Linked DNA regions of Mus musculus: regions 2, 3 and 4 are each linked to region 1. The links are chromatin loops, found by intact Hi-C in ENCODE. Cell type or tissue: heart. All regions are shown on one strand. Region 1 has its middle 8.8 kb from the start of Gm30726. Region 2 has its middle 13 kb from the start of Gm52253. Region 3 overlaps Gm30507 (a long non-coding RNA gene). Region 4 holds the start of Gm52253 (a long non-coding RNA gene).

What was found. A loop is a pair of places that touch in the nucleus more often than their neighbours do. Peaks named below come from ENCODE experiments on the same cell type or tissue, not always from the same donor. Only the 100,000 strongest peaks of a DNase experiment are listed, where the experiment ranks them.
Region 2: it touches region 1 in a loop (2.2-fold over the local background); 5 of 42 quality-filtered maps call a loop at or near these places.
Region 3: a loop joins it to region 1, with 2.0 times the contacts of the local background. A loop is called at or near these places in 3 of 42 quality-filtered maps.
Region 4: a loop joins it to region 1, with 2.4 times the contacts of the local background. A loop is called at or near these places in 4 of 42 quality-filtered maps.

Annotation. Positions count from the first base shown.
Region 1 is chr16:76,535,970-76,543,969 of GRCm38, forward strand. No RefSeq gene overlaps it. Among named protein-coding and RNA genes, the nearest start is that of Gm30726, 8.8 kb to the right of the region's middle. In heart, no CTCF peak of the experiment used is centred here; a DNase peak (open chromatin) is centred at 3,922; H3K27ac peaks cover 995 bases.
Region 2 is chr16:76,441,533-76,449,532 of GRCm38, forward strand. No RefSeq gene overlaps it. Among named protein-coding and RNA genes, the nearest start is that of Gm52253, 13 kb to the left of the region's middle. In heart, a CTCF peak has its summit at 3,354; a DNase peak (open chromatin) is centred at 3,319.
Region 3 is chr16:76,198,785-76,206,784 of GRCm38, forward strand. All of the region lies in intron 2 of Gm30507 (a long non-coding RNA gene), which reads right to left. Among named protein-coding and RNA genes, the nearest start is that of Gm30507, 47 kb to the right of the region's middle. In heart, CTCF peaks have their summits at 1,720 (motif pointing left) and 3,593; no DNase peak of the experiment used is centred here.
Region 4 is chr16:76,429,394-76,437,393 of GRCm38, forward strand. It overlaps Gm52253 (a long non-coding RNA gene), which reads left to right and starts at 3,418. Exons shown (of 3, transcript XR_003951937.1): 1 at 3,418-3,617; 2 at 3,859-4,040. In heart, no CTCF peak of the experiment used is centred here; a DNase peak (open chromatin) is centred at 3,118.

The DNA of each region.
Region 1 (8,000 bases):
AGAGGCAGAGGCAGAGGCAGAGGCAGAGGCAGAGGCAGAGGCAGAGGCAGAGGCAGAGGCAGAGGCAGAGGCAGAGGCAGAGGCAGAGGCAGAGGCAGAGGCAGAGGCAGAGGCAGAGGCAGAGGCAGAGGCAGAGGCAGAGGCAGAGGCAGAGGCAGAGGCAGAGGCAGAGGCAGAGGCAGAGGCAGAGGCAGAGTGTTATCTCTATGGATTTGAGGCCAGGCAAATCTACATAGTGAGACTCAACCATATATGTGTGTGTATGTATGTGTGTGTGTGTGTGTGTGTGTGTGTTTGTGTGTGTATGTATGTATGTATATGTGTATGTGTGACTATGTATATGTATATATATATATGTACACACATGTGTACACACATGTATGTATGCATATATGTATAAATGTATATATATATGTATAAATGTATATATGTGTACATACATATATAAATGTACACATGTGTGTATATATAAATAAATCAAAATAGACTTGTTCTATGGGATGAATATCATTCTTAGTATTCCTCAGACAAAAGTCTTCAAAAATAATAGTGAACCCCAAAACTATAAAACTAAATGCATCAAGAGGAGGCTGTCAATTTTAGCCACAACTTCATACAATTTGATGTTAACTGGTTTTGGACAACAAGGTAGGGAGTCTTTATCACTTTCCAGCCATTTCTGCATGGGAGATGTAGTTCCCTGGAGCAAATGGCACACTCTTAGAGAACCCTGTCATAAGAAAAAGGGAAGAGAACAAACCAAACCAGAACAAAATCTCCCACTCTTGTTCTTGGTACCCAGAAACAGACTCTGAGTCTTGCCTCCTCTGGTATCCAGCTTTGAGAACTTGACTACAGTTAGTCTCTTAAGTGAGGTCTCAGTTTCATCATCTTTGAAATGGAGCAGTATTTACCACATTCACTTTTCCTGTGGTCACGAGGAGTAAGAGAAATAATGGAATAAAGAGCTTCTGAAGTTGTAAGGACGCCAAACCTTGCAGAAGTGCTAAACGCCACTCTTTTAGAATGAATTTCCTTGTCTATTGCCCCTGGTCCTGAGTTAGGATCTGAAAATGCACAGGTTTATCCCCCACAGAAACAAAGATAGCTACAACATTTTTGACGTTAATATTTTAACAAATCCTTTGGTCACCAGAGGAGCCATTTTATCCAGCTTGAAAGACCTATCTTGCCATCAGTCTATGTGAGTATTAATCTATTCTGATCAGCATAAAGAGTTGACCTCTCTCTCACTCTATAGAACCCAAAGCTTCATTTATAGCAAATCTATAATGTAAGAATTCCGCTCCGTAAAGTTCTAGTTAGTGACCCGTGGTCCTTCTGACCCTGGGAACTCTGTTCCAAGACTCTTAAATGTGTTGACATGCTTGTTCAGACAGGCTTTCCAATGTCCACACTGTAGACACTGTTTAGGTTGAAACTGTGCTGGTGAAATGCCACTTGCTTACAACCAACCAGTCTTTTTTTTTTTTCAGTTTTTTTATTAGATATTTTCTTCATTTACATTTCAAATGCTATTCCAAAAGTCCCCCATATCCTTCCCCTGCCCTGCTCTCCTACCCACCCACTCCCACTTCCTGGCCCTGGCATTCCCCTATACTGGGGCATATAAAGTTTGCAAGACCAAGGGGCCTCTCTTCCCAATGATGGCTGACTAGGCCATCTTCTGCTTCATATGCAGCTAGTCTTATAACTTTCCCCTGTGCAACTCAAGCATTTATTGAGGGTTAAGCCCATCATATTGGAGGGGGATCTCAAAATCTAAAGAGAAGTTTGGGTTATATTTTTTCAAGGAAAAAAAGAAAAGGAAATAGGTTTTATTTGCTTTTTATTCTTTAGCAAAGTTGCAAAGTTATACTCTGGAATCCAGGTTGGCCTGAAATTTAGTGTGTAGTTCCAAAGTGCTGGGATAATAAGTTTAAGACACCACACCCTTCCCGAGATCATTGTGAACCCTCAGGTATATCCAGGCAACTAACCAGTGAAAATTATATTTGTCTCTAAGACTGTAGAAATAGACAAAAAGTTGTGTGCGCGCGCGCATGTGTGTGTGTGTTTAACTTAACATTCGTTACCATAGCAATTTCTGAGACTTCCTCATTTATTTCAGGTCATAGGTAGCAGGAACTCATTTTTGTAGAGTACCGCATAAATATGTCTCGCTCTGGTGGAATGCACACTTCTTCGCTCCACAAAGTGGCTTTGATTTATGGCGAAACGTTTGATAAAGATCTTCTCCTTTTGGGAAAGTGTGGGTGGTGGTGCTGTAGAACCAAAGGACAAGCAGATAAGTCACACGAAGCAGTGGGTCCCTCTTGGCTGCCCCAGTTCAGCCCGGTGAGACATGGCACAGTTTGTCTTTATATTTGCCTATGGGGAATTCTACAGATCTTTGTAAAGAGGAGTGTTTTAGGGGCAACATGAACATCTGATGCCATCTAAGAAGCAGAATCTCTATACAAATTTAGACTTCACTAAAATAACCAGGTTTCTTGTGGTCTGATTTACGGGCTTTTAAAAAATCAACCCGGGACATGTAGTTTATTAGTGTGCTTGACAGAACAGAATCTTAGCAGGTAGTGACATGGGCACGTGGCATGTGTTTTGAAAACCCAGTCTACTTTAGGATTCAGACTCTGAAGATATTTGTTCAGAGGCCTTTGCGTCTTCAAGTACAAGGTACCTGAGCCAGAAACAGCCAAATCGGGCTGATGTACAGTTGTTAGGTAGACTTTTCGTGTTTATCAGTTGTGATAAAAAATACAGGGGCCATGTCCTTCAAGTAATTTTGACCTTCAATCCCCCCTCAGCTCCTTGTCGGGTTTATAACTGGGTTGTGTTCCTTCAGACCAAACAGTGGGTATAATGTTCAATTTAACAGAGTTGGGAGCAAGATGCTTATCTCTTCTGCATTTCCAACCACGCATGCTCGTTCCAAGAACAAAGTACAGAATGTTTTACAGTATTGGATCACACAAACCTTTTCGTCTTGTTTGCTTCCTTAGCCTACCATAAAATGCGACCTTCTTGCCTTTTAGTCCACAAAGTAACAATGGAACTGGTACCAGCACCTTGATAGAATAATGTGTCTTTGAGTTAAAGCTGATAATAATGCCCGCTATGTGCTTGAGCCAACTACCTCTTTTTGTAACATGTAAGAGTCTTCAGGATTTGACTTCTCTCAATTGTTATAGGAGTTGTTTATAAATTTCCAGTCTATGATTGTTAAGGTTCATTATACAAATCAATTGTCTACATGGCTAAGGGATGCAGTTAAGAATTCGGATGCCTATTCTCAGTTTATGAATAACATCATTCTTTTACGAACAGTACTTTTCGACACATGGGGGTTGATTGAAGTGATTGTTCAGGTTTCAGGTTTTGAAATGAATAAGAATGGCTGTGTAACAACACACCAAAAATGGCAGGAAATAGCCTCTTAACCTATCTGTGGCACATCATACATGACTTCTTGGTTGGCAATCAGAGTAGTAATATGTAAACAATTCAAGGAACGGGAACTACCAAAATCAGAAAGGTAAACAGAAGCGGTAGACTAGAACTCCATAGGTGTATGCGAAGGGCCGACGGAACTCTAACATAAGTCACATTTTACTAAATCTGTAAGGACAGATGTCATAGCAGTTGCTGGAAATCTTTCTGTGGTTTCCAGGATGCCAGGATGTGTTTGCATCCATTTTTTCCCCCCAAGCACCTACAGTATTGTGCAATCTCTCGTCAGCAATGACTAACTTCTATCTATTAGGCTGCGTCTTGAGGCTGACTCAGGTCCAGTTCTCCTGAAAGGGTTTCAACGGAGAGGCATGTGGAAATCATATGCAAAGAGGTTTCTCCAGGCAGGACAGAGCAGAGCCTCAGGAAGGTCACAAAGGTCAAGCTGATTACCTCCCCCAGCTCTGGCAAGCTCAGGGCTCAGCTGGGTTACCCAAGTTCACAAGGAGCTATTGACATTCAGCAGCTCGGCTCTCTCTCTCATTACCAGATCAGCAGGGAACTGTCTGGGCCTCCGGTTAACTCTTCGGTGTCCTGGTTCAAGATTTCTGCAAGGCCTGAGCCAGAAACCGGTAGCTCAGTCTCTTCATGATTGCTGTTCAAGAAGTGACCCTTTACATCACTGTCTGACTCAGTTTTCTAGGTGGAAACAGTCCACATCATCGTTTCAAAGGCGCTAGATAAAACACGAGTAAATACATTTGTTTCATGTTTATTCATGCTGCTGTCTAAGTTTATTTCTAAAATGAAAGTCCAGGGAAATATTTAATCTTCCCACTAATAAAACAACAACAACAACAACAACAACAAACAGGTCCTACTTAGTCCTGAATAAATTAAGTCACTTTTGTTGTTGTGTTTGTTTGTTTGTTTGTTTGTTTTTCTATCCTCTTCTTTTTAAAAAATAGCAGTCTTGCCATTCCTTGTCATTTAGAGGTGTGTGTTTGCTCGTTAGCTAAGTTCGTTAGCTAGACAGGAAGTCCAGGCTCAGGGAGGAACAGTATCCAGTGTGAGGTCACAGACACAGGTATTTGTGCAGTAAGCCTGTTGCTTCAGGCTTCCCTTTCCTGCTGACATATTAGGATCTTCTAGAAGTGACTTAACCTGTCTGCCTCCATAACAGTTTTTTTTTTTTTTTTTTTTTTTTTTTTTTGTAAATTGAGAATAATATTTGATGAGTCCACAAAGCTCGTCGCTATGGTAGCGACCCGAGGGCTGACTCACTGTTAAATCTCAGAGACACTATAGTTTAACTGTAATTGCAAGTCTGCCCCTGTTTAGTATTCAACTGACCCCAGAGTACAAATTAGGCCTAATCCTCTCTTCTCTTATGCTTTGACAAACGAGGGCGTGAACTGTTCACAAGTTAGGCCAACTTCTCTTTAGCTCCTGTGTGTGTGTGTATTCATGTATCATTTTATATTTAATATATTAAAGTGTTAAGTATTAAAGTATAATATAACATTTAAGGGCTGAGGACTTGTGCGACAAAGCCTTACCCTTAAAGGAACTTAAGTGTTTTTCCAGAAGATAAGGGAGTTATGAGTAATATGGTCAATTCTGAAAATCCAAATGTTTAATTCAGAGCCCTCTTGGACTTTGGAGTTGTTACCCACTTTAATTTCCAGCTCTGTTCAGTGACTAAGCTAACTGCCAAAAGCAAAGACGACTCATAAAGACTCTCTCTTGTGACTTTGATCACAAAGGCAAACAGAAAGCCTCTGATCTACCTGGTTGGACAAACCGGCCATTCTCCTTATTAGGTCTTCAGATCAGTGCCAGTGGAATGCATTGGGGAATGCTAGCTTAGCATCGTCTTAGCAATGTTTAGCTCTGTCTGACCATGTTTCCTCCGTCCCAATTTTAATCCCTTCCTCTTTCCTAACTTCCACCTCTGGGATTTTTTAAATTGAGTTTGCTGACACTAACTTCTCTCCCCAAACACTCCATTTTGACTTCCTTTGTGCTGGGGATGGATTGGTCATTTGCTCAGGTAGCAGGCTCCCAGTCTCTGAGTCATCTTTGATTTTTTTTTTTCCCTTTGTTATGACATGCACACTTTTCTTTATATATCTCATCCACTCTGTGTTCAGCCTGGGCCTCATTTCCCTGTATTATCTTTTTCTTAAAATTGATCTATTTAAGCTCTCTCTCTCTCTCTCTCTCTCCCTCTCTCTCTCTCTCTCTCTCTCTCTCTCATTTCTCCATGATACTCTCAGAGATCACTGGCTAAAATTTGAACTAAAGAGGGTTACATTTTCACAGCAATATTCTGGCTCTAACATTCACATGGCATCCTTCTGACTATGCTATTTTACTGTTTTCTAGAACCTTTCTAAGTTGTTCCTCCTCCTCCTCCTCCTCCCCTCCCCTCCCCCTCTCCCCTTCTTCTCCATGTACTCTACATATTCTCTGTGTGGATGCCCCTGAATATATGTGTTTGCTTGTCTACAGTTAGTATTCTATAATTCTTCAAGAATGGGTTCATAGGTACCTGTAGCTGCCACAGATTCATTTTATAAATAACCTGTCATGGGATTTGTAATTTTTAAGAATGACTTTTCTTAGGGCACCAGCATCTATCAGCAGCACCATAGCTGCCTGTGTTACTTCTAAGTCCTAGAAAGAGAGAGGAGACTGTTTTGTGGAGGCTGGATCCTCTCTGCTGTGTAGCGCTAGACTTTAGGACAATAGATCATTATTTATTACAGCTATATAAATGAAATAGTATCAAGGCTATCACTTCTATTTTGAAATATTTCATAAGATATCAAAATTTAGTGATATTCACCCCCCCATCATCTGCCCTGCTCAAATTCTCTGAAAAAGAATGAGAGAAATGAAAACTGAAAAAAGTTATGGACTTTTTAGTAGAAGACTACTAAATGAAGATTACAATTTAAGTGGCAGTTAATAACATCAAGAGTGAAAATCCCATTGGATTGTAAACAGAATGAAAAAAATCAAACAGTGAAATCAAATTATTCTCATTAGGATTTTAATTAATAAGTTTCAGGAACAAAGATCTCCTCAGGAATATTGACGATGATGTCCAAGCAGGACTACTTAAATGGTCAGCTCTGTCCAGGAGGCCAAGAGAAGAACACAGAATGAAAAAGTAGTTTCTGGAAAGCAAAGATATCTTAGTGTCCTATTAATGTAACACAGTTACAAAATTAAATATTAGAAAATCAAATCCCAAGGAACAAATGAGTGACACATCTTTAGATACAAAAAGATTTGTTCGTGTGCCTTATTGTGTGGCTGTTTTAAGAGAGATTCACTTCATGGGAGGGAGGGCTTGCCTGGCCTTTGTAGGATACCAATCCAGGGTTGAAATAAAAACTTACCAAGACAGATCAGGAGAAGAGCTAAACAAATGTGTGTGGTCAAGTGTACAGGTATCACAGGAGACTACAGAAATGACATCACAATGAGTCGAGGAAAACTGACACTATATTTTCTGCTATTGTGTTCAGTGAGGAAGAAACTTCTGCCTATATAGAAGACAAAAGAGTATGCTCTAAAGCCATCCTTTGCTAACAGCAAGCCCCACCCAACCCTGTCAGACCTGGCCTCACTGTACTGTCTTCCTTCCTCCCAGGTGAAGAAGAGGGTCCCTTCTAAGGAGGGTCTTGTGACCTACTACCACATAAGGTAGGCCAAAGACTTGCTTATGGTCACCTTCCACAGAAAGGCCAGAAGAGGTTCGAATCATAGTTCTAGGTTTATGGGTATCTTTAGGGAAAAAGCAAGCTAGTTAGTTGATAGCCTCTGGCTTAGGGTGCGGGAAACGGGGAGTCTAGATTGCATGGCTTGCAGAAAAAAGGAGCTTGGGAGGAAGAACTGGGGAAGGGTCAGATTTGCATCTGAGCACCCTTCCTTCCATTTGAAGTATTCTGGATGCACTGTACTCGGGGAGGTCTTATTTGGAACCCAAACAATGTGGTGGAGAATCTTTCTTATAACAATCTTAAAATTTAGTATATAACATATTAGATATCATAATTTTTTATTAGTTACTTTATTAATTTACATTTCAAATGTTATTCCCCTTCCCGATTTCCACTCCAAAAACCCCTATCCCATCTCCCCTCCCCTGCTTCTAGGAGGGTGCTCCCCCACCCACCCACTCCTGCCTCACTACCCTAGCATTCTCTTATGATGGGTCATCAAGCCTCCACAGGACCAAGGGCCTCCCCTCCCATTGATGCCAAATAAGGCCATCCTTTGCTACATATACAACTGGAGCCATGGACCGGCACATGTGCAGTCTTTGGTTGATGGTTTAGGCCCTGGAAGCTCTGAAGGGTCTGGTTGGTTGATATTGGATTTTTCTCCTATGGGGTTGCAATCCCCTTCAACTCCTCAGTCCTACCCCTAACTCCTCCATTGAGGTCCCTGTGCTCAGTCTGATCATTGGCTGAGAGCATTCACATCTGTATCGGTTAGGCTATGGCAGAGCC
Region 2 (8,000 bases), 94 kb before region 1:
CCATGTAACAGTTAACACTACAGAATAGCATTTTTAAAAGAATATGATATACATTCTAATTTTTCCCAAGGCTGCAATTAAAATATGGAAAATATACTTTTCTTTCCTTTTAACAGTTCAGAAATGCTTTTTGATGAGCATGAAAGTGTTCCTTTCTTGTGTTTTCCTCCTAACTACGAACTGGAGTAAAATCAATCAGTGGAATGCTCTAGGAGCTGGCCCTCTATATAAATAACCAGAGCCTTGTATTTGGTCCAATGTCCTGATTTACATAGTACATGCAAGATTATAAATTATACTAATCGTAAAAAGTGATGCCTACCTAAACACAGTTTAAGAGAGGGCCTAGAAATAGTTTTGTTTGTGCAATAGGCATGAGGAGGGGAGTTCAAAGCCAATGACTCAGAAAGTCTTGAGTGTAGCTCAGTGCTCACCCACCTGCTCAGAGATTAGCCATCCTTCTTCCCTGAACTTCACTGGCTGGAGCCCCACCCAGGAGACACACCCAGCTCTGCCTCTGGGAGCTGCCCTAGCCAGCTCTCTCCCCCCCCCCCCCCCCCGTCCCCCAGCTGTCAAGAAACTCCTTTGTTCCTCTCTATGTGGATCAATTTGTCTTGCCATTTCCGGTGTTTCTCAGAGGTTACTTCAATAGATTATTTTTAGGAGCATGTTGGAAGCTGCTGGTAGTTATTACGTTATCTGCAAAGCACAGAGTACAACTCAAAGGTGAAGCATGCCCACTGGTGTCAATCTAGTTTCTAATCTACGCAACCAAATTTCTATTAATCATCAGGGCTATTTCCTTTTTTTCATAACATGTTGAGCTTTCTTACTGTTAATCTGCATACCCTTTCCTACAGATCTGATTGTGGGGGAGGGTTATTTGCTGGACAGGATTAGTAATTTTCAGACTTCTTTGAAATAGGAAGATACATCTTAAAAAAATACTGTATAGCTAAAATAAACCTCCAAATAAAGTAATCTGGATGACTAAGGGATTCCAATAAATTGAACAAAAAGTTTAAGATAGGAACCTCACCAGAGTGTTTTCAGGAAAGAATCAGATCTGACTGAAGATGGGGAATTTGTCTTTTGCAAACAGCGTGGTAGCCATTTAGCATAACTTACAAATGAGAAAAAATGCTAGATGCCTTTGGGAACCCTCAAAATCAAGACACTTCTGTTTCACCATCACTGATCTAGGAACAAAACAGGGCAATGGACTGAGTCAACCCTTCAGTGAACAAATATTATTTACCACCTACTCCTCTGTGCAAGCAGAGAGGAGCATGCTCTCTGAGAGGAACATCAAACCAACCTATTGCCCTATGCCCACACAGAAGCAGCTGCAATTAGGAAACAGAACACCTATCTAGAATGTAATAGCTCAATAGAATGAAAGATGACATCATACAGTGAGTTTTGGTTCTGGGTCCAGCTTCTCAGGAAAAAACGTTAATCTCTTTTTGATTCAATGTCTTTTTATTTTATTTTTTGCAAGAATTAAAAGCCCACTTAAGTAAACTCTCTACTTTTCTTTTGATATGAAGCCCCCCCCCCCCCACACACACACAATGTAACACTTTCTATGAGCAAGGTCCCCCATAGCTTAGGGACTGGAACACTTGGTGCCTGATTGGTGACACTGTTTAGGGACGTTTAGGAGGTACAGTCTCATTGAGGAAGCATGACCCTGCAGATGAGCTTGAAGATTTTCTAGCCTCCCCTTTCTAGTAGTTCTCTCTTCCTCCGTGTCATGTTTATGATGGAGGGTGTGATTTTCCTGCCTCCATGCCAGTCTGCCACCATGCTCCCCTGCCATGATGAAATCTTACCTATCTAGAACTGGAAGGAAATTGAACTCCTCCTTCCATGTAGTTAGTGTCTTTCTCATGATTAGCAGACATGTATCTAACATGACCACGAGCAACTTTTTCATTTGACCTACCAGAGAATACTAGATTGCAGATCATAAATACTAAAATTCTGCAGTTCTTAAAACTAAGTAATTAGATTAAGAAATTGGATCATTTGTGTACTATTGACCAAAGGAGGTCAGAAACTCCAAAACCAAAATATATTTTGCCTCCTTTGCCAGTATTAGTTATCGGAGGAAATTCTGTTGAACTGTGAGTGACAGATAGCATCTGTCATTGCTTCTGGGGAATCAGAGCCGAGCTTCTGCCTGGCAGTGTCTATTTCACTACTGTGATTCTCTTATGCTGTTCCTCCTTACCTCTCAAACAGAAAGTAGTGGGTGAAAGAATGACTTACACTAGACAGCAACGCCAGCAACACACAAAACAAAAAACTTGTAAATAACCACCCCGCAAATATCTGCAGATAATCACAAAATATAGATGGTGAATATATTCCAAAATGAAAAAAGGTTGTGTAACCATGATGAAGGTCATCATCCCAAGTGAGGAGATTCTTGTGTTTTATCTGGATGGTCCAACTATAATCACCAGGGTCCCCATGTGTTATGGAGGCAGGCCTTGCAAGGAAGGAGACAAAGGCACACAGTGTATGTGGCTCTAGAAGCTGAAGGTAGATTCTCTTTGTAATAGATATAAAAGGGAAAGTCTTTAAACTTCCAAGAAGGCCTTCAGACCTTCACCAGATTCCTTTCATAATAAAGATATCTCTCTCTCTCTCTCAAGTCAACTCCACAGAAAGAGGAACATTGTCTATCAAGATATCTCCACATATAGCATTTAGAATTCTGTTTGTCCTGCAACAACAGTTGTTGAGTGGATGATTTAGACATTTAGTAATGGTGGAGTGGGTCTCTATCTTACCCCAATGGTCTGAGACATGAAAAAGAGGTTACAGCATGTGTGGGATCATACAGTCATTACAAAAGCTCTTGTCTTGTCTGTTCCTGAAGCCACAACAGAATATCTGACACTGGTAAGACTAGTAATTCACCAACATACATTTATATTTTTATAAAGATGGAGGCCAAAATCAAAGGCGGAATTTGGTGAGGCCATTCTAGCAGATTAAGGATTACAAGTTGTAGAATCACATGTATGTTGTGGGAAATATTAAAAAATAATGGCAAAGGGCCAAAAAAAATTAGAATAGGTGGGTAGGGAAGTGGGGGGGGGGATGGTATGGGGGACTTTTGGGATAGCACTGGAAATGTCATTGAGGAAAATACGTAACAAAAAAAACAAAACAAAACAAAAAAGAATGGCAAGTTCCCAAACTGTATCCAGAACTCACCCAGCAACTCTCAGCCTCTGTGGACTTACCAGCCAGTTCTTATCTTGTGGAGACTCTGACTCAGAGCTCCAAAATCTCTCCACCCAGCTCACTAAGTTCCTACTGGTGGGTCGTTACCACAACAGCCCAGTGCTTCAAAACTCCCATGGCCTTTGTAGTGCACATGTGGCAAACTCATGCTTTGCCACCATATCTGCTGTGTAAAGGCAAACATCACACAAACTTAGTTCAGAAACTATGGTAACTCAGTCGTTGGGTACAACAACTAGAAGTCTAATCTTGTAAGCCATATTAAATTTAAATCCTCCAGTGGCAAATCCTGATGAATTCACCATATAAGCCAGTAGACACTAGTAGCTACATCTTGTCCCCTCCTATCCAAGTCCAAAAAGCCCCTAACTCTCTCCTGCTTCCTCTCTTCCTCAGTCCAGCCCAGAAGTCCTGCCTACTCACTCAGAAATTGGTCCCTTTATTCATTTGGGGAAGGTCCACAAGAAGTTGGCCTAAGTATGTGACTCATTCCTCAGTCCAGACAAGCCCTCCTGGGAAAGTGAAATTAACATCAAAATACAAACATTACCAGGGCCATCCACAGCACAAATAGGATCAGCAAGAGAGAACCAACTGCGTATGTCTTAAGGTAACCCACTGACTGTTGTTAGTCTGTCCATCTCTGAGTGAACTAATCCATTCTGAGGTAGAACCTTCATGAACTAATCACTTCTGAAAGTTCCCCTCTATTTCCACCTTTTAATATCTCACAGAGAGACTCAATGTCAGCATGAGTTTTGCTTGGAATATTTAGCAGACTTTGGCCCCAATATTTCCATCCAATTTGATCACCTTTCACTGTCTCTGCCTGTCTCACAGAGGAAACCCAAAAATTCTAAAAGTGATCTGTATATCCCCCAAAATGGAACTGTAGGATAAGAACAGTGTCGAACATACATAAAGGTCTTTCGGTTCTTAAGAACTGTATTCTATAGATGTGGAAATGTTAGCATTTCCTCCCATTGCAAATCCCATGTCTTTTTATCTGTGTGATTACTATAGAACATTTTCCACTCTAACAAAATTCCACTGCAGCAAAAGCAAGAGTACACTTTCTTCTCCCTTGAAATTTGTTAAAATGGCATTTCTCTTGTGTTGCATTTCAGTAGACCTGTGCAAAAAAAATCTCCTCCCAAGATAGCAAGCAACACACAGCTGTAGCCCTGGGAAGAATAATGCTGTGCTTGGAATCTCAGATTCTTTTAAATCTACCAAAGATGGAAAAGAGATTAAGAGTTAAGACTGGAAGTCTGCCTTTAATGTGCTCTCTTATGTGCTAGGCATTACAGTTAATATGTCCCCCCAGATTTTGATGACCTACTTTGCTTGGCTTACAAATGTGCCTGTACACATTAAGGACAGTGGTTCAGCAAGGATTGTGATTTTCCTTGCTTCCAAGGGTTGACCTCACACTTGAATGTAATTGTGCTGTTTTGTGTATGAGGAGCAAGGAACAATGGCCAGGGGATGCTTAGGCAAAAGGAGAGAGACGAGTAGCTTCGTCCTTATGTAATCACCAGTATTACCAAAATCACAAGAGAGAACCTCAGTGTTTTGAAAGAATTCTCACTCTGCCAACCATTCTGTGTGTGTGCATTCAATTGCTATATATTGGTCAATTTTTTTTTCTCTTTGGCTATTTAAAATGTAATCTTAAGACCTTTGATTTTTATTATTAGCTTTTAGTTTTTTCTTAAACAGATTTAGAAATGTCCTCTATTGGGCAAATGGGCAGACAATTCTTATAGACGGGTCTCATTTGGCCTCCCCCACCAAGCAGTTTTCTTAGTTGTTGGGATGCTTTGTAACAAGGACACATCTGGTATGTTTGGTGGTAGATTCCACTCTTTTCTATTCTCTTGGTCTAGTTACTTTACATGCATAGCTTTGCCTAGCTTCTAGGTCCCTGATTGCTAGAGCTTGTTATAGCCTGTGCGGGGCTCCTGTGAGACTCCTGAGACAGCTGTGAGTCTAGGCATTTCCACAGAACAGTGGTGCAAGGCTATTTACTCCAGTCCACTTCTGGAGTAGACTATGATGAGTAAATCCAGTCTCTTCATTTCTCATTCCCAGGCAGAACCTATTTTCCCCTGATATCTGCACTAAAATTAAACACTGGAGAAACAATTTGCAAACCTAAAATCCATAGGACAATTAGATTTATTTGAACCTAGCCTTCTTCTTTTTCTTCTAGAAAGTACTTGGAGTTATATGATGTAGATACAGAAATCCATAATAAACAATTTTTATTAAAAGTATCAAAGGTGTTAATCATTTTGGAAATGCCTTGGCATCCTGGTAACATGTATATACCAGGCACTAGGCATATAGGGAACTGCTCTTTTTCCGGAACTTGCTGGAAATACAGTTTCAAAGGAGATAGATGTTTCATTTTCAAAGCCTTTGAAGTGGTAGTCAGACAGAAGACTTCACAAAGGGAAGGGGGGGGGGTCCTGAGGGTTTTTGGAACAGTGATGAGCAAGTCGTTTCTAGGGTGAGTCTAGCTGAGGAGAGAGCTCACAAGAGTGGGGATCTCTATAGAAGTGCAGACTCGGAGGGAAAGCTAGGGAGCACATTGGAGCAGGTGTTGCAGCCTGCCTGGGAACTACCAAACACAGCAGGGGTTGATGGGGACTGATCTACAGCAGGAAAGAGAAGAGGAAAGGCTCAACCAGGAGCAAGACCCATATACCTATAAATCCCAATTCCCTTTCTTGGGAAACCAGTTACTTTCCCTGCTTCCTAGTTTATCCAGGTAAACTCACTCGCCAGCTCAAAGTTCAGGAAATGTTGGGTTTTACATCCTGAGACAAGCTGGGTGTAGGCCATCATCACTTCTGGCTTTACTTTTGCCAAGGCCTGCCAGCTGTTGGTCCCCAACAGAAGCTAGGGGTGGCTTTAAAGGAAGCAAATACAATCACACCACACCTGCTCCCTCCGACAAGACTCCAGCGGTTCCCTCTTAGTTTTCAGAGAAAGCCCTACCCGGTGTACACACTTCTATTCAGCAACACTTCTAGGTCCTGTGTGGTCTGGCTACCCCAGGGTTTCTCAGTCTTGACTCTACTGACATTTTTACCCTGATCATTCATTTGTAAAGGAGGATTTTTTTTTCCTGCATTCCAGGGTAGCTAGCAGCATTTCTGGCCTACCAACTAGATGCCAGGAAACCTCCACACACACACCCCCAGCCACCCCTCCCCCCATGGCCCCAGTCATGACAACTGAAAATATCACCCAGGATTTCCAAGCATCTGCCTTCTCATAGAGAGATGTTGCGCCGTCTTGACTCTGTACCCCTTCCCCATCATTCCTAGCCACCCCACCATTTTCCCATTCTCTAGGCCTCTCTGCCTTCCTTCTGTCACTTCAAGTCCATTCCTCTTCCATTCTCCTGTTCACTTCTTTCGTACTGCACCACACAGAACTCTGGACTTCCTAGTTTCCCTTCTTCCCTCAAAGTGAGCGAATCCTTTTCTTGTTCAGGTTCTTTGACTCCCCCCCTTGACAATCTTCCATGTATCCACAATACCCACTTTTGGCAGAGGGCTTGTCTTTATAGCAACATTATTATAGACATCTGCTCCCTTTTACGTGAAAAGTTTCTTCTGTATAGGAATCTTGTTTAAGGAGCTTATTGACATTTCAGGTCCTATCCCAGGGTGTGATATAGAGAATTTACATGGAAAAGACAATGTATGTACTAAATGTCAGGATTTTCTTCAAAAGATGTGACAGACAGAGAAGCCCTAAAGATACCCACTTGGATAGATGGTGTCATGATATAGATTCATTTCTGTGTGTCTTAATAAGGCTACCATAAGTGCTTTGTGCCTTATACTGTACTGTAGAGCAATACATTATTTTCAGAAGGACTCTCAAGTCACACAAGGTTAGGTAGATTGTTTAAGGTCACACATCTAGTAAGTGGCAGAGTGAGAACTTGTACCCTTAAACTTGAATTTTGGGACCCATCTTACAAATCCCTTCACAGTAGGAAGTTAGGTTCTTGGTGCTTCCTGAAACTATATGATTAGGGCTTGTTTAAAGAAGATCTGTGGTCCTTTGAGACCTGGTGTCAGCCTGGGGTTTTTCAAGAGCAGGGACAAGGAAATGACCCAGGAGCAGACGAGTGACTGACAGCAGACAGATGTTTCTCAGTGTCATTTGGAAGGTGGAAGTTCTGCATGGGTAGTCGGGCCCAGACAGAGATAAGAATGTTTCAGATATCTTCCTTGTAGAACTCAACGATTCATTGCTTCCTGTCAATCAAAAGCAGGGTGGTGGTGGTGGTGGTGGTGGTGGTGGTGGTGGTGGTGGTGGTGTGTGTGTGTTTGTACATACAAGAGCCAACATCTTCTTTTTTATTTGAGACAAGATCTCTCACTGGCTTGGTACTCATGTACTAGGCTAGATTGACTGCCTTCAAGCCCCAAGGACTTTTGTGTCTCTACCAAGCTAACACTAAATTGCATATATATGCTTCCAGATATGGTTGTTTTTGCATGTATTCTGAGGGTTAAGCTCTGGTCCTTCTCATGCTTACAAAGACAGCTCTTTACCAACTCAACTATTTTCCTAGAACTCCAAAAGGTCTTTAAATGTCTCTTTCTAAACACTATTTTTTTAAATTCTTCTGAGCATTTCATACAATGTATGACTGTAGACTTTAGAAACAGATGAATCAACTAGAGAGAGAAAGTGAGAATGGGAAAAAT
Region 3 (8,000 bases), 340 kb before region 1:
GACTCAAGAACTCAGCCTTGCATAGCAAGTGCTGACTAAGCCAGCCACCTCCTCAGCTCCCTGCCTACTGTCTCTCCTACCGGTGTCCTCTTGCTGTGTATATTCAGAGTGCAGGGTATGAAGGGGTCTTTCTGTGGCCTCTGTCACCATGTCACTGACCACATTGATCCGGGCTCTTTCTTAGTTTCCTCATCTCTTAACAAAGGCCCCACTTTCTAAAACATCCCCCTGGGGGTGTGGAACCCAGCACATGAGTTCAGATCACTTGAATTCTGAATTGTACTTTACAGCAAGGCCCTGTGTACCATCCGTCCCAATCTGGGCTTCCACTGTCAGCATATGAAGAAGCCACAGGCTCATTCCCTGGTCTTAGTAACCCCTGTCCCAGTGCCGTGTGGCACAGTTTGGTAAGCGTGACCCCTAGGCCAGCTGTTCTCAACTGTCTGCCTTATTTCAACAATCAAAGTTTCATTTTCTTCAAGTTAAAACAAAATTCTAAAAGGATTTTGTACCTTGAACATTGAACTGAGAATTCCTGACTTTTGAATTACTTGGAACATCTAAGCTAATTTTAGAAACATGGCTGGATGTCTCTGTCAAGACTTAATTCTTATTTGAAAAATCAGATGAGGTCAGCTTTCACTTCTCTTGGGATTTCGCTCAGTTAACACAAAATGTCTTTACCTTTTATTTACTCTCTGTGAATAGCTCTGCCTCACTTTTAAAATGTGCCTATGTTTAGAAAATAGATATAGAGAAGGAAAAAAAATGGGAAGTGAATTTTTTTGAATGTAGATAGTTTGGTGCTGTGTAGCAGAATCAATGAGAATTTGTTTCTAGATGGCTTCACCAGTGTGGACACCCGTCACATACTTCCAAATTGCTGAGAAAATACATTCTTTTAAAATGGCTCATTAAAAGCAGACATAGTCACTCGTGCCTAATATCTTAGTATTCAGTAGATGGAGATAGGAGGATCATGGATTCAAGGCCAACCTGGGCTACACAGCAAAACCTGAGCTACCCTGACTCAAAGCAATAAGAGTAACACAAACGAATAAAATAAGTAAATAAGAATGTCGTATAAGGCTGGGCGTGGTGGCGCACACCTTTAATCCCAGCATTTGGGAGGCAGAGGCAGGCGGATTTCTGAGTTCGAGGCCAGCCTGGTCTACAAAGTGAGTTCCAGGACAGCCAGGGCTACACAGAGAAACCCTGTCTTGCAAAACCAAAAAACAAAAACAAACAAAAGAATGTCGTATAAGACTGCCTTGTCCGGCGCTCCTTTACTCCTTCCAGTCCTGGCTCCAGAGTGCTCCCTGCAAATCCACGAGGAAGATGAAGCCATTTTCTCTAGAACTATCACATCACCCGTATAACTAAAATGTGCTTTTCGTTTTGCTCTGAACCCCCTTTCAGTTTATCTCTACTAGGGAGCAATCATTCCATTCCTCCCCAGGAAGCTCTCAGAGGTGGAGTGTAAGGTGAGGACTGAAGACCTGCGATAACTCAGTCCAGCACGTGGGCCACACCTACCAGGTCTTGGAAAATAAGATTGGAGAGGGAAAAGGAAGACAGGAGTTAGCAGAAGGGAACTTGACTGTTGTCCAAGCACAGGGGCTCAGCTTCCCCACTCAGTTCCTTTCTTAGGAAAAAAGTCATTTCAGTTTCCTACACTGGAAGGTGGATGAAGTCTAAAAAGCCCCCTGCTGGCCACTCCTATTTCCACCCTATCAGTGCCTTTAAAATATAAGGCATACAAATTCCCTTACTTTAGCCATATTTATAACATAGTTTAACTTTCCATAACTAACTGGGATTTCTTCTACTTTCTCTTTTATTTAATTAAATCGACTATACCAATGCAAACTGCTAAAGACATGTCCCTGACTTGACTGTCTTTGATCTTTTTAAAAAAATAAAATAAAATCAATTGTTTAAAAAAAAAAATACATGTTTCTGGTGAAGTAGAATCTAAAATTATGTAACTAATGGATTGGTTTGTTATTTTTATCCTAAAGTGAAGAGAAATGTTGTTGTTTTTTTTTTTTTTTTACTATCTAAAGAACATGAAAAAAATTTAAATTAAGTAATAAATCAGTTTTGTCCAAAATTATTTAGACTAATGATTCCCTGTCTTAGTCTAGGAAACTGGCAATAATTATGCATAACAAACAAAAGCCTTGGCTGACTTTGTTCCATGCTCTAAGTTTACTCTACGAGGTCAGTGTGCAGACTTCTCTAGAAAAGAGAATTTCCTGGGGCAGACTGACCCAGGTTGTACAGGAATGTAAATAAAAATGATTGAGGATTCCTTTCTTTGCATAGAACAAATATTTCATGACTTTGTATATTATAATCCTCTTTCTCGTGTCTAACAAAGACATCATAGCATCAGCCAAATACTTAAAGCCTACTATTAAGATAAAAGCATTACTCCAATTTGTCATCACTTCTATTTAATTATATTTGTAAAAGAAGTGTGATTAATGGCACAGAAAGCAGATGCTTTGTAAGAGTGACAGCCATGTCACTGTGAACACAAAACGTTCCTCTGAAATGGACTCCAGGGTCTTCTGCCTAGCAAACTTGGGCAAGCGTGGACGTGCAAGAGAGAGCTGCCACAGTAATGTTTTAGTATTGCCATAGCTTTGGATGAGATTCTCTTCCACGTGAACAAGTCTTTCCTCATTCCTGACATCACTAACCTTTAGCAAGTCTATGGTTCCTCCATTCCACAGCCTTTGTAAAAACAGGAATGAATCTGCTACATGGTGTTCTGTACGTGAGCTTAAGAACGTTACTTACTGTATTCCAGAACACATTACTCCTTCAGGCTAGGGATACACCTGCATGACGGAACATCTCCTACCATGTGTGCATTCCTGTGATTGCTTCCTAACACCACAAAGGGCACAAAAAAAAAAAAAAAAAAAGGCAAAACCTTAAGCTCTCAGAGTCAGCATTATGAACGCAAGCCAGGACACGCTAAACTTTTCCTGAGGCAGAGTCCAGTCGAAAACTTTATGACAATCTTCCTGGATTGAGCTTTGCCTAAGATCTTCCCGTTGGTCATGAGACAGTCAGGGGACTAAAAGTGTGTCACTTGATTAAGTTTTTCAGGCTGATAACAAGAAGGTAAGCAACTATGTTATCCAGGAGGTTCCAAAGTCCCATGTCCATTCTGGGTCAACTACAATAATTCCCCTTCCTACGTCCAGACACTGCCTGTCACCTAAAGCCCATTAGGGGGCAATTTCCTAAAGCTGAACCCGAAGAGATTATGGGCTGCCCAGCTCAACCGAAGAAGCCAGCTAGTGTGAGTCACCAGAAAGTTCCTATAACCTAAGAACTTCTCTTACAGAAAATGCTACTTCCCAGGCTATCAAAAGAATCATCTTTCCCCTCAGGGCAAGGCTGGCTCTGCACACACAAATAGAGAGCATTTTCTTCGGCCTCCAGTTCAGATGGAGAAGAGTGATTTCTGTGTTGTTTATGTTCACTTGCTCTTTCAACCTAAGTTCAAAGGTTTGACTGCACCTCAGCACTTCAAACCCTTGGGCGGTGATCGCAACGTTCCATTGCATAGACACTCCTGAGGGGGGCAACATTGAACCTGTCAAGGATGGTTTCCCCTGCTTCTGGGCTCTAATGCTTCTCTCTCTACCAGTAGAGCTTTCAGCAGGAAAGACTCATTGATTTAGAAAGAAAAATGCTCCAGGTTCAAAGTTGAGCCAAGCAGTCCTTCCGTCCCACCAACAAATGCTAAGTACATATTCACTCGTGTTTGCTTTCTCAAGAGAGATTAGGAAAAGGAAATAGGAACACATTTGTATAGAATTTTCCTGAATCAAAAGTTATTATTGAAACCCAATACTATCCTGAAGCAAACAACCTTCTATACACAGTTTTAATATCAATTAGTTAATTGAAAATACTAATTGCCTATAAAAACATTCCATTTTCACTGAAAAACATCCACAACACATAAAGTATATTTAAATATACGATACACTAGGAAACAAAACAACCTGGAAGCACTGCTAATTACTTTGTCTTGCCAAGTTTGAACAAAGGGGATTCAATTTTGTTTCTTTAGTTCTGGGAACTGAACCCAGGGTCCTGTGCATGAGAAACAGAGAGTCAGAAACTCCAAATGTTGAACAAACTTTGACTTCCTCATAGAAAAATGAACCAGTGATTTCTCTAGACTCTGAGGGAAAAGCAGTCTTTTCAGATTATAAACTGTGAATGCCCTTCTCTTTCTAGACCACTGTGTTATGACAAATTGGCTACGTTTTATAACTGAGCAATGTTTTGACTCTTGGGGAATACTATAAAGTATGGAAAAACATGTGAGTATACATGTACTCTCATATAACCCAATAAGCTTACGTCAGTATAAGTGTTTTTGAACTGACTGTAATAGTCTAAGAGTTTGTGTTGACAGGAAGCACATAACCAAACACATGATTATGTTAGTAACCATATAAATATAAACTTTAGTGAACTAGAGCATTTCATTCTATATTACTTCACTAAGAAAATGTACTTGCTGCCTTAAGACTCCTTCACTGTACACTGATGAGCAGCTAGGATTCTCAAAGACTCTCAAATCCTCAGCGTTCTGTTGACTTCGGATTATGCACTTCTCTTGTTCACAGGGACCCTTATCCACTTGACACTCACTAAGCCACTGCTGTGAACTTTGCTTTGAGTTTGATCTCAGTGCTCTCCAAAGCCACTAATCATTTCTTCAATGTAAAACACAGTGAGTGCTTGGACATCACATATTTAATATTTTTGAATGATATTGCTACTTTCCTTAAAAATTTGCATTAAAATCCAACTCCTGGGGCCCCAGAAATATGACCTTACTTGGAAGTAGAGTCATTGCAGATGTAATTTGTAATAGGATGAGGTCATACTAGAGTAGGCTGACCCTTCCGCCAATATTTCTGGTACTCTTATCCATAAATGTGTCTCTGATGTTAGAGACACAATGTGACAGTACAGACAGATTGTTGTGCACTCCCAAACCAAGGCAACCAAAAATTTCTGGAGAACCATAAGAGAATCAGGAAAGGCAACAAAGAGTTACCCTACAGATTGTAGAGGTGGCCTGTAGCTTCCAACAACTCCAAAGAACCTCGAGACAATAGAGCACTATAGTTTTCAGAAGCCTGGCTTAGAGTAGTTCACCATGGAAGTCTACTGCATACCTTAAGACCACTAAGCCCTGCACTGTATTTTTTTCAAACAACCATACTACAGTCTCAACAAGATTCTTCCCAGTTCCTAATATGCTGAGGTTCCTTGAGACACCGAAAAAACCTCACACTCTATGACCATGTATATGTTAGGGCTTGTCAAGTTCATAACCATAGTTTGCCTACATCAACCAATGAACTATATGACTATATAGCAGAGCAAGCTCAATCATACACAAAGGGCATATCCACTCTGAGTTAATATACATCCTTCCATTTATTTCCCCAAAAGTAAAGCAAAAATAGTTCTACAGTAAGTCTTCCCATGTCCTCTAGTTTTCCAGTATTTTTTGAAGAAAGACATATATGCGTGTGGACCCTTGACATAAAGATGAACAAGAGATCTTAAAAATGCTGAGGCAGTCACCATGCTTTTCCCTTCCTCTTCCTCTATTCTTCATGAGTGGTGACATATCTGATGGTTTCTACAAGCCACAGTTGCTTCTCAGTAAGCCCCAGTATGGGATCCATTTCATTTTGGCTGAAAGTAAAATATTCTACCTGTAATGTATAATAGAAACATTGAACATTTATGGAACCAAAAATAAGTTTAAGAAACAATACCCATATAAAATTAGAACACGGTGGGGATTTTTTTTTGAAAGAATGGAATTGAAGTTCTAAATGAATAGATGTATGTAATGCCTTAGTATAGGACGCTATATACATGTGATACCTCTCAAAATTATTTCATGTATTTAAATCCTACTCCAGTAAAAAAAGTAATATTTAGCATTGAAAAATAAAATATGTTGGAATAAAGCTATTCAATGAGACAAAAGATTCCTACGATGAAAACCTTAAGATACTGAAGAATTAGAGAAGACATTGGAGTCAAGCTGTGGTGTCACACACCTTTAATCTCAGCACTTGGTAGAGGAACGCAAATCTCTGAATATGAGGCCAGCTTGGTCTATAGAGAGAATTCCAGGAAAAGTCAGGACTAACTGAGAAACCCTATCTTGAAAAACCAAGACAAAGAAGAAGAGGAGGAAAAGCAGGAGGAGGAGGGGGAGGAGGGGAGGAGGAGGAGGGGGACGGGGGAGGAAGGAAGGAAAGAAGGAAGGAAGGAAGGAAGGAAGGAAGGAAGGAAGGAAGGAAGGAAGGAAGGAAGGAAGGAAGGGAGAGAGAGACAGAAAGAAGGAAACAAAGAAAGAGAGAGGGAGGGAGGGAGGGAGGGAGGGAGGAAGAAAGGAAGGGAGGGAGGAAGAAAGAAAGAGAGGGAGGGAGGAAGGGAGGGAGGGAGGGAGGGAGGGAGGGAGGGAAGGGAGGGAAGGAAGACAGACAGACAGACAGAGATATAGACATTGGAAGATGGAAAGACCTCCTGTGTTCTTGGGTTGGAAGAAGAAATATTGTGAAACTGACTTTCATACTAAAAGCAATCTATAGGTCCCATGCTATTCCAATCAAAATCCCACCATCATTCCTCAAAAAAATGTGGAAAAGCAATATTATGTATGTGGAAGCATAAACAATCCTGGGTCATCAACCCAAACCTAAACAAGAAGTAAACTGCTAGAGAAGTCACCATACCTGACTTCAGGTTGTACCTCAGAGCCTCAATATCAAAATCAGCATGGTGCTGGCACATGGAGAAACATACAGATAAATGGACCACTGGATACAGATAGAAGTCTACACAACTACAACCACCCAAACGTTGGTGAAGATGCCAAAAAACATGCATAGAGAAAAGGCAGCATCTTCAACAAACAGTGCTTGGAAAACTGAATATTACGTACAGAAGTATGAAATCAAATTTTTATCTCTTATTCTGCACAAAACACACATAAAATGGATTAAATACCTCAGTGTAAGATCTGAAATTCTGAAACTGCCAGAGGAAATCATAGGAATTATACTTTGACATACAGACTCAGTAAGGACTTCCTGGGCAGGACTCTAGTTGTACAGTAAATAAAGCCAACAACTGATGGAGGGGAGACCTCATGAAACTATGACCATTCTATATAACAAAGGAAAGTGACAATCAGTGAGTGAAGAGGCAGCCTCCAGAGAAGACTTTGCCAACTGTACATGTGTCTAAATATTAATTCAGAGAATTAGTGTCTGAAATACAGCCAACTAAAGGAAAAAAAGTTAAGCATTAAAACCATGAACAACTAAGCTGAAAAGCAGGCCATAGAATCAGAAAGCTCTCAAAAGAACCTCAAATGTCTAGGAATAGTTTTTTAAAGTATTGGCCATTTTTAACCACCAGATAAATGTAAGCTAAAAACTACTTTGATCTCTCTTCCTACTTAGTTATAATGGCTATCATTAAAGTAGCAAATTACAATAAATATAGAGAAACTTATATTCTGTCCATAGGAGGGTAAGCCATCCTTACAAACAGTTGGTCGGGGAAGTCATTCTGGAAACAAATATGGAGATTTCATGTACAACTGAAAACAGAAGTACCATGCCACTCTCATATATACTCAGAGGACTGCATCTCCTGCTACAGCAATGCTTCCATGGATGTGTTCATTGTTTTTCTAGTCACAATAACTAGAAAACAGAATCAATCCATATGCCATCAATGGACAAATGAGTAATTAGAATGGGGTACATGTGAACAGTAGAGTTTTATTCAGCTATAAAGAAAGGTGAAATTTAAAATTTTTTGCCAGAAAAGAATGGAAAAGAAAGGAAGAGAAAGGGAGAGGAAAGGAAAGAAAAAGAGAGGAGAGGAGAGGAGAGGAGAGGAGAGGAGAGGAGAGGAGA
Region 4 (8,000 bases), 110 kb before region 1:
AAGCATTGATGATAAGCACAGTATGGTTAAAGGACACAAATTACCCTTGGAATCATAATGCAGGTACATGCAATGGATGTAAGAATAATGTGATTCAAACTAATTTAGGACTTTGCCAAGCAGGAAGGGAAAGTCCTCTGGGCATTCAAGAGGAACATTTAGACAAGGCAAAGCCAGAAGGGGAACTTGTGTTTAGCAGGAAGCTGTTGCTCATTTATATTTTATCAAAGGCCTAAAATGTTGGGGGCAGGAGTCTGACTGTAGTAGCACAAATAGGAATTTGGAATACAAGTGTTTCAGAAGTAAAATAATCAACTCGGAGGGGTCAAAGCATCAACAAAGTGAAAAGGCCTTCTCTTTAGGATGAAAACTAGCCACAGAGGCTTCTGTTTTAGCTCATTGTGAGGCTTCTTGTGATTCACCACTCTTCATGCTAGTCAAATGAATCTGTTCCAATTACACAGCTTGCCATGAAAAGTCATGAGACATCACATTTTACTAAACGGGAAATACTATTGATCTAGCGAGAATCATTGAAGAATGGAAGGGGTCCATTTTTTGATTATACACACCCTCTAGCAAAGCTCAATAAATATACTGGTCAGAGGGGGAAGAGCCCATTGATTTTCGAGGTTTCAGATATCAGTGTAGTTTCACATATGTATCTAATAATGTTTAGCTGACTTATAATGTTTTAATTGTCTCTATCCCCACAGAACAGTGCTAAAAGGTTTGAGATTGAGTGTAATAAATAACAGTTCTTGCTTTTAGAAGTTTATAATCAGAAATACAAAAAAAACAGGACCACAGATATAATGGCATTGGAATATAAGCAATTTCAGTTTATTGAAATTTGGGAAAGCTGTGCTTACTTTGCAAGGATAAAATAAAATATTTCTCTGGAGTAAGACTTTAGTCCTAGAAGAATGTATTAAGAAATTTTAAAATAAAATACACTGGAAGTTAATTTGCTTGTCTGCTTATCCATCCGTCCATCTATTTAACGGGACATGTAAAGAGAAGGATCGCTAGAGGAGCTGTGTTAGCAGACACATCACTGTAATATATTCAGAGACTTGACCAAGACAGGAGGAAGGACATTTCTGTGCTGGTTTGAATGAGAATGGCTCTGTGGGCTCACTTGAATGCTTGTTCTGAATTTGCTGAACTGTTTAGAAAGAATTAGGAGGCGTAGCTTTGTTGGAGGTGTTTTACTAAGGTAGCTTTTGAGATTTCAAAAGCCCATACCATCCCAGTTAGCGCGCTCTCTCTCTCTCTCCTCTCTTCTCTCTCTCCCCTCTCTCCTCTCTCTCTCCTCTCTCTTTTTCTCTCCCTCCCTCCCTCCTTCCCTCCCTCCCTCCCTCCTACATGTGGACCAGCAGTAGACCTTTAGCTCTAGCTCTAGCACCATGCCTTCCTGTCTGCTACCATGCTCCGCACCATGATAGGCATGGGCTTTCCTAACCCTCTGAACCTGTAATCTGCTACCAATTAAATGTTTTCTTTTATAAATTGTCCGGCTCATCCTGTCTCTTCACAGCGATAGAAAGTAACTAAGACAGCAAGGCATCTAAAAATAATGAGGATCTAAGATGATTTATACAGAAAAATTTAAAAATGGCCTCGAGGAAGTGTTAGCATACAGTAAGTAATAAATGGGAAAGATAACTTTGGGCCAGCGTGATGGAGCAACTGTAATCCCAGCAGTTGAGGCTCAAGTGAAAGGATAGGAGGATGATAAGCCAGCCTGGGCTACGTGGTGAAAACCTGTTCATGACCCCATGGACACACATGACCCCACGGACACACAGGGATGGGAAGATCATCAACAAACTGAGTAATTATGGTGATGACATACTGTGACCTGGAATTCTCTGGAGATTCATAGCCAAATGGAATCAGGAGATGAGGGGTTTCGTATAAACCTTTAGACAGAATTAAATGTATTGAATTACATTTCTATTTTTTCACTGAAATAATAGATTGCTATGCCTTTGATTGTATCACCTCTGGGATTATATGCCTTGGTAATTAAAATGACAAAAGTAATCAGATAATAGAATAGCTAGTTCACACGTAGGATGACCTTAATGATCAAATTGAAGAACAATACACAAAAATCCATTTGTTCGTGGGGCCGTCACTCAACACATATTAATTGGCCACACTGTAATGTATCTGGGCAAGTACTTACAATACAAAATGTCGATTGAACATAGAGTGCTTTTTACAATTTATCCTGCACAAATACCGTAAAAACCTACTGGAAGTGTTAAAAACGAAGACAAATCCCATTCGGAAAATGTCATGACTGAAAAAGCAGATTTAATTGGGAACTGGAAAAAGAAATTGAAAAACAACCAAGTAAGTGAGGAGTTTTATTCAGGGCCATTGTTATTTATCAGTGTTGTTTATTCATGCATGGATGTTGTTGGATGTGGGGAAAGTTGAAGGAAAGACAAACACTTTCTGTTTAATATAAATGGAGGGGGTGGGTGTAAAACAGAGCTTAGTCCCTGGAGTGTTTGTAGGTCATGCTTGAAGCCCTGAGATCTGTCCATAGCACTGAGTAGACTGGACATGGTCGCTCACGCGTAGAATCCCAGAAATCAGAAGGATTGGAAGTTCAAGGCCATCTTCTGATGCATGGTAAGTTCTAAGCCAGGCTGGAACAATGACAACCTGTGCAGAACAAAACAAAACCAAGAAATAGTATGATGGATGGGTCCTGTGTCTTGAATTCCAGCCAGGCAAATAGACAGGACTGAAGTAAATACAGTAATTGATCTATTAAGTATGTGTGTAGAGTCAACAGACATCTTTGAGCATTCCCTATTTTACAACCACTGTCTAGGCACCGGGATTCTAATACAATAAACATATAGTGACCTGTGCTACCTGTGAGGCAGCCACAGATGAAACACGCGGACAGCAAAACAACTAGGAGCAAGCCCTTGGGAGGCGGGCGGGGGTGATACAGGCAGAGGGGTGTCTAAATCAGATGGAGTGAGATGCCGGCTAAATGAGGAAAGAGGCTCAGAAGCCAAGAAGGGAGAGTTGTGTAATTGGTTATCAGCAGTGTCAAATTCTGTACGTAGGTCAGGGAGCATCAGGATGGAGCCTTGCCATTTGGTTTTGGCAGTGAGCATGTTACTGGAGACCTTGGCAGGGCTAGCTTCTGGGAAGTGGCGTGGGTAGGAGCCTCGCTGGATCTGGTTCAGGAGTGTTTTCACGGAGGAACTGAATGCCTCTGGTGCACTCTAGGAGTTGGGAGAGGAAGGGGAGGGAAGCAGTTGTTAGAGGGTGTGTGCATTTGTTGAGGCTCCGGCTAAGTGAGACTCTGTAGGCACCACAATAGTGGATCCCTCCCTGCCCCTGCCGGGTTCTACAATTTTGTGAAAAAACTTAGCTTTCCTTAGCAATAAGGAACTCCCATTTCCATAGGCCATCTCTTTTGTTGAGCCTGTTTGTTCTCTGCTACCTGGCTGTGTGAGTCACTGGAACACTGACCCTGCACTGAAGTCAGCAGATTCTATTTGGAGAGTCTTGGTGATCGTGGGGGAAAGTTGATGAAAATGTTGACAAAAACATTTACTCTCCCTGGTCCCTGAACACCTGTGAGTACTCGGTTTTTTTGTTTTTTTGTTTTTTTCCCATCAACTGATTGTTAGCCTCAGAGCAGGCAAATGCTCTGAGCAAAGTACAGGGAAGTTTCGCCTTCAGGAGCTAAATGTTCACGACACAGGAAGGAGTTATAATACTTTCTATTTTGGTTTTCTCTCATCTGAAAAGACTTATAAAGAGAAAAGTGGCTCTGCAAATGCCAGCCTCAATTAAAATGCTAAATACAAATTGCAGCTTTCCCACCGCTGCCAGAGGGAATGCGTCCAACATGACCAGCCACCTGTTTCCCTTTATACGAGCACAAGATGGGCGGCCACTTCCAGCGTACTCCTCACTGACACCAAATAGCAGCGTGACGATGAATCAAAAGTCATCGGCGGTAGAGATCTACTTACCAAGAAACGACACTCAGCAAGGTCATCTCTGGGAGAGGGCATTTTAGCCGTTAAAGTGGACCAAGGCATGGGGGCGGAGGGGGAGTTTCCCAGGCTTAAAGAAAGCATGGGAGTTTACGTGTTAGGGTTATTAACGTCGACGTTTCCAGCCCGATCAAACATGTATGCCAAACTGGCTGAGGATGTTGGAGCAGAGAGCAATGGCTCGTGGTCTGTGATGACTTAGCTAGACACAGCGAAGGTCGAGGTCGCAGAACCAGAAACTTAAGAATCAGTTATGTAACAGGTTAAAGTTGCAGTCGGCAAGAGAGGCAGTGTGACCTGGGTTCTAATGATAGCTGCATCTTTTTTTTTTTTGTTTTTTGTTTTTTTTTTTTTAACCTATGAGACAAAGTCAGAAAACTTATGTTCTAAGCGGCAATCTCCTAGCCTGTAAAATGCAAATAACGCAAGTGCCGAGTTCAGTGGTATTTTAAGGATGAAATGATGGAAGATATGTCTTAACTCAGAACCAGACAGTGAAACCTTTTATAGATGCTTCATAAGTAATGGCTAAAATTTCCTAGACTTAAGCATCCTCCGTTCCTTATTGATCAGAAAAACACAAAACAAAATAAAACCATTATCATTCAGCTAAAAATATGACAGGAAGCACATCGTGGCACATGCTTATAATCCCAGAATTTGGAAGGCTGAAGCAGGAGGATTTAAGAGAAAGTCATTTTTGCACGCCTTTAATCCCAGCACTCCGGAGGCAGAAGTAGGTGGATTTCTGAGTTCGAGGCCAGCCTGGTCTACAAAGTGAGCTCCAGGACAGCCAGAGCTATACAGAGAAACCCTGTCTCGAAAAACCAAGAGAAAGAGAGAGAGAGAGAGAGAGAGAGAGAGAGAGAGAGAGAGTGAGAACAAGCCATCTTGAGCTACACTACACAGTGAGTGAGACCCTGTGTCAAAAATCAAACAGATAAGAGATGTGCATGACAGAGGGTATGAAAAATAAATATAATAAACAGCTTGTTGTGAAAATCTTACCTTTTTTCATTTATATTTTATTTATTCTGAGTGTAGAGCTGGAGGACACATTTGTCATAGACAGCATGCGTGTAGAGGTCAGGAGACAACTTCGTGGAGTTGGTTTCCTCCTACTCCCGGCCTCTGGAGATTAAACCCAACTTGCCAAGCTTGCGACTTTACCTTCTGAGCCACCTCGATAAGACAACCTAGTGTGACCTTTTTTTTAAAAACAATGCTGATACTCCTAAGAGAAAGATAGAGAGAGCATCATAAAACTCAATTTAAATCTGAAGAGATTGAAGCAAGAACATTTTAATTGGCAACTAGAAGCCAGAAAGATAATCCTAATGTTATAAAAGTTTTACTCACTTCTAAAATTTAATACGATTCTGATTTTATTAACACGAAATAAAATTGTGTCTATTAAATGTAAAATTAGCTTTATTATATGTATAAAGAGTCTTGGTGTTCTTGTATAAATGAATAGCAATGAAATATTCCCAAGTATCTGCTATGGGATGTATTCGTAACATTTATATAATACCCAGTGCCCTCTCCACCTTCCAGATGTTCTCCGAATAACTTGGAGGCCTGAACACTTCACTGCATTACAGCTTTAATGGCTCCTAGCTTCTCGTTTGTTCTGGAAGCCCTCAGGCCATAGCTCCTGTCAAAAAGACCACAACCACTCTTACCAATTCTTAGGCCCCACAGCTAATGGCAGTCTAACCCAGATCCCCTTTTCTTTAAAGTCCTCTCTACTTCTTCCATTTTTTTCCATTTTTTTAGGGGAAACTTATCAGTTTGAGATATACCATTGATTCTTCAACTAGAACGGAGAAAGAGAAGTCTGAGTATTCTAAGAATAAATAATGTCCTAAGGAACAAAAGGGAAGCCGCTGATGCCCTTCAAATCCCAAAACCCTTGTAGCCTTCAGGAGAACGAGAAAGGCAGCCTGTTAGCCCTCAACTCGGCTTCTTGTGGGAAATGTAGACTTCTGTGCTTTTCCAGTTACAAGCTGTTTTACTCAGGTGGGAAAGAAGATAGCACAGGCCCGGCAATGTGGAGAACCTGCCACCCACTCTAGTAGGTTCACTGGCAATCCCTCTCAAAGGCTTTGATTAGTATCATTAACAGAATTTGAGCATGCCCTCCAGGGCTTTGCTGCTTAGTGCTTCGGCCATTTGTCTTCAAATGCTCTCTGACTGCAAATAGTCTCTACTGGAGTGAAGAGCCCATCCTGAAGACTTGATCCTCTTTTTCTTGCATCCCCTAGTCTAGCACAGGTCCCCTTTTCTTTAAAGTCCTGGAGTCCAGAAGAGGAGAAGACAGAAGAAGGGACTGGGACTTTGTGCTTTTTCCTTTCTTTCTTTCTTTCTTTCTTTCTTTCTTTCTTTCTTTCTTTCTTTCTTTCTTTCTTTCTTTCTTTCCATCGTCAACCTGTAAACCCCTTGTCGTTTTCCTTTAGTACAATGGAGGTAATTATAGACACCACTTTGCAAAGTGCTTTGATATCCTCAGATGAAGGGAGCCGAGAAAGGGCAGAGGATAATTATTATTAGCAGCTCAGTGGTGCCCAGGTTTTTCCATATGTGCCTTCCTCCAGGGAAGCGGAGTCCGTCAAAATAAAATCAGTGTTGAGAAGAGAGGCACGATAGAAAGTGACTTCAAAAATATGGGCCAGATGAAACATAAGCGTGAAATGAACATTTAAAGTGATGGCCTGCCTCTGCAAAACGTCCTGCCGTCTTACCACGATGGTGCTCATCAGCTCTTAGAAGCTGGCTTGCTAATAATGGCTTCTTGCATTGGTAGCAATCTTTCCCCAGTAACTGTACGAAACTTTTGTGACATCCAATGGTACTACAATGCCCAGATGTCACTAGTATTATATTTAGATGTCATAACTGAAGGCCAGTTTGCCACACATCGTGCAAAGGTGAGAATTAGCATCCAACATTCCGTTTCCAACACAAAAGAAAGAAATCGGACGATCTGTCAGCTCATAGTAACTATCACACTCTGATTAGAATCTGGTCAGCTAAAGGATGCAGGTGACATCTTTCATATCTTTTTTACTTTCAGTTTTGTTCTTACCGTGCAGCAAGAAGTAAACAATAATTATGGGAGAAGGGTCTCCTAGTCATGAGAATGCTGCTAAGAGAATAAAGATATGGGAAGGCAAAGACAGTGTAACACGTAGTATCCAGCTAGCTTGTACTCTACTTGGGAAGATAACACACACACACACACACACACACACACACACACACACCAATTTGTGGAGAAATTATTATTTAATAATATTATTAGATATTCTCTTCCATAATTGCAGCAATGGAATGCAATATTTTCAAAAAGACATTCTCCAAGCACTCATGAGGTTTCAAGCACTTGAAAGAGACACATACTTACTGTGGTATATTTTCTCTTTGACCCCAGAGTTTAGGTGGATCAAAGGCAGGCACAGCACTTTGTTTTGTCTGGTATTTCATTTAGCGCTTCACAGTGTCCTAGACACAAAGGAAGGGCTTAACATCATTTGTTGAATGACATACTGATCTAATAATTTTAAAATGTAGACAATTAAGTATATCACAAGGACAATATGCATAATAAAATTGCTGAGTGTGTTTCCTCTGATAATTAAAATCCATTAGCGGAAAATAATTAGGGAATAAGCATTGTAATCCTGATAGTCTTAGTGCCCCAGTAGCCTTTAGAAACCAGTTAACAACCGAAAAGTTTCTTTAGACATATTTTTTTTCAAATTCTCCAAAACCATATGAACAGCACCAAGTCTTTCTTCAATAAATAGATGGTATTAAAAAAGTAAAGAAAATCAAAGAGCATGCACTAGGACCCAGTTGTCAGGTCCCTCTTTGTCATCTTCACAGACTCCTCACCATTTGCTGGAGCCCCCTCAGAAACTCCAGGGAAAGAGGAAATGAAGGATCCCTTTCTAG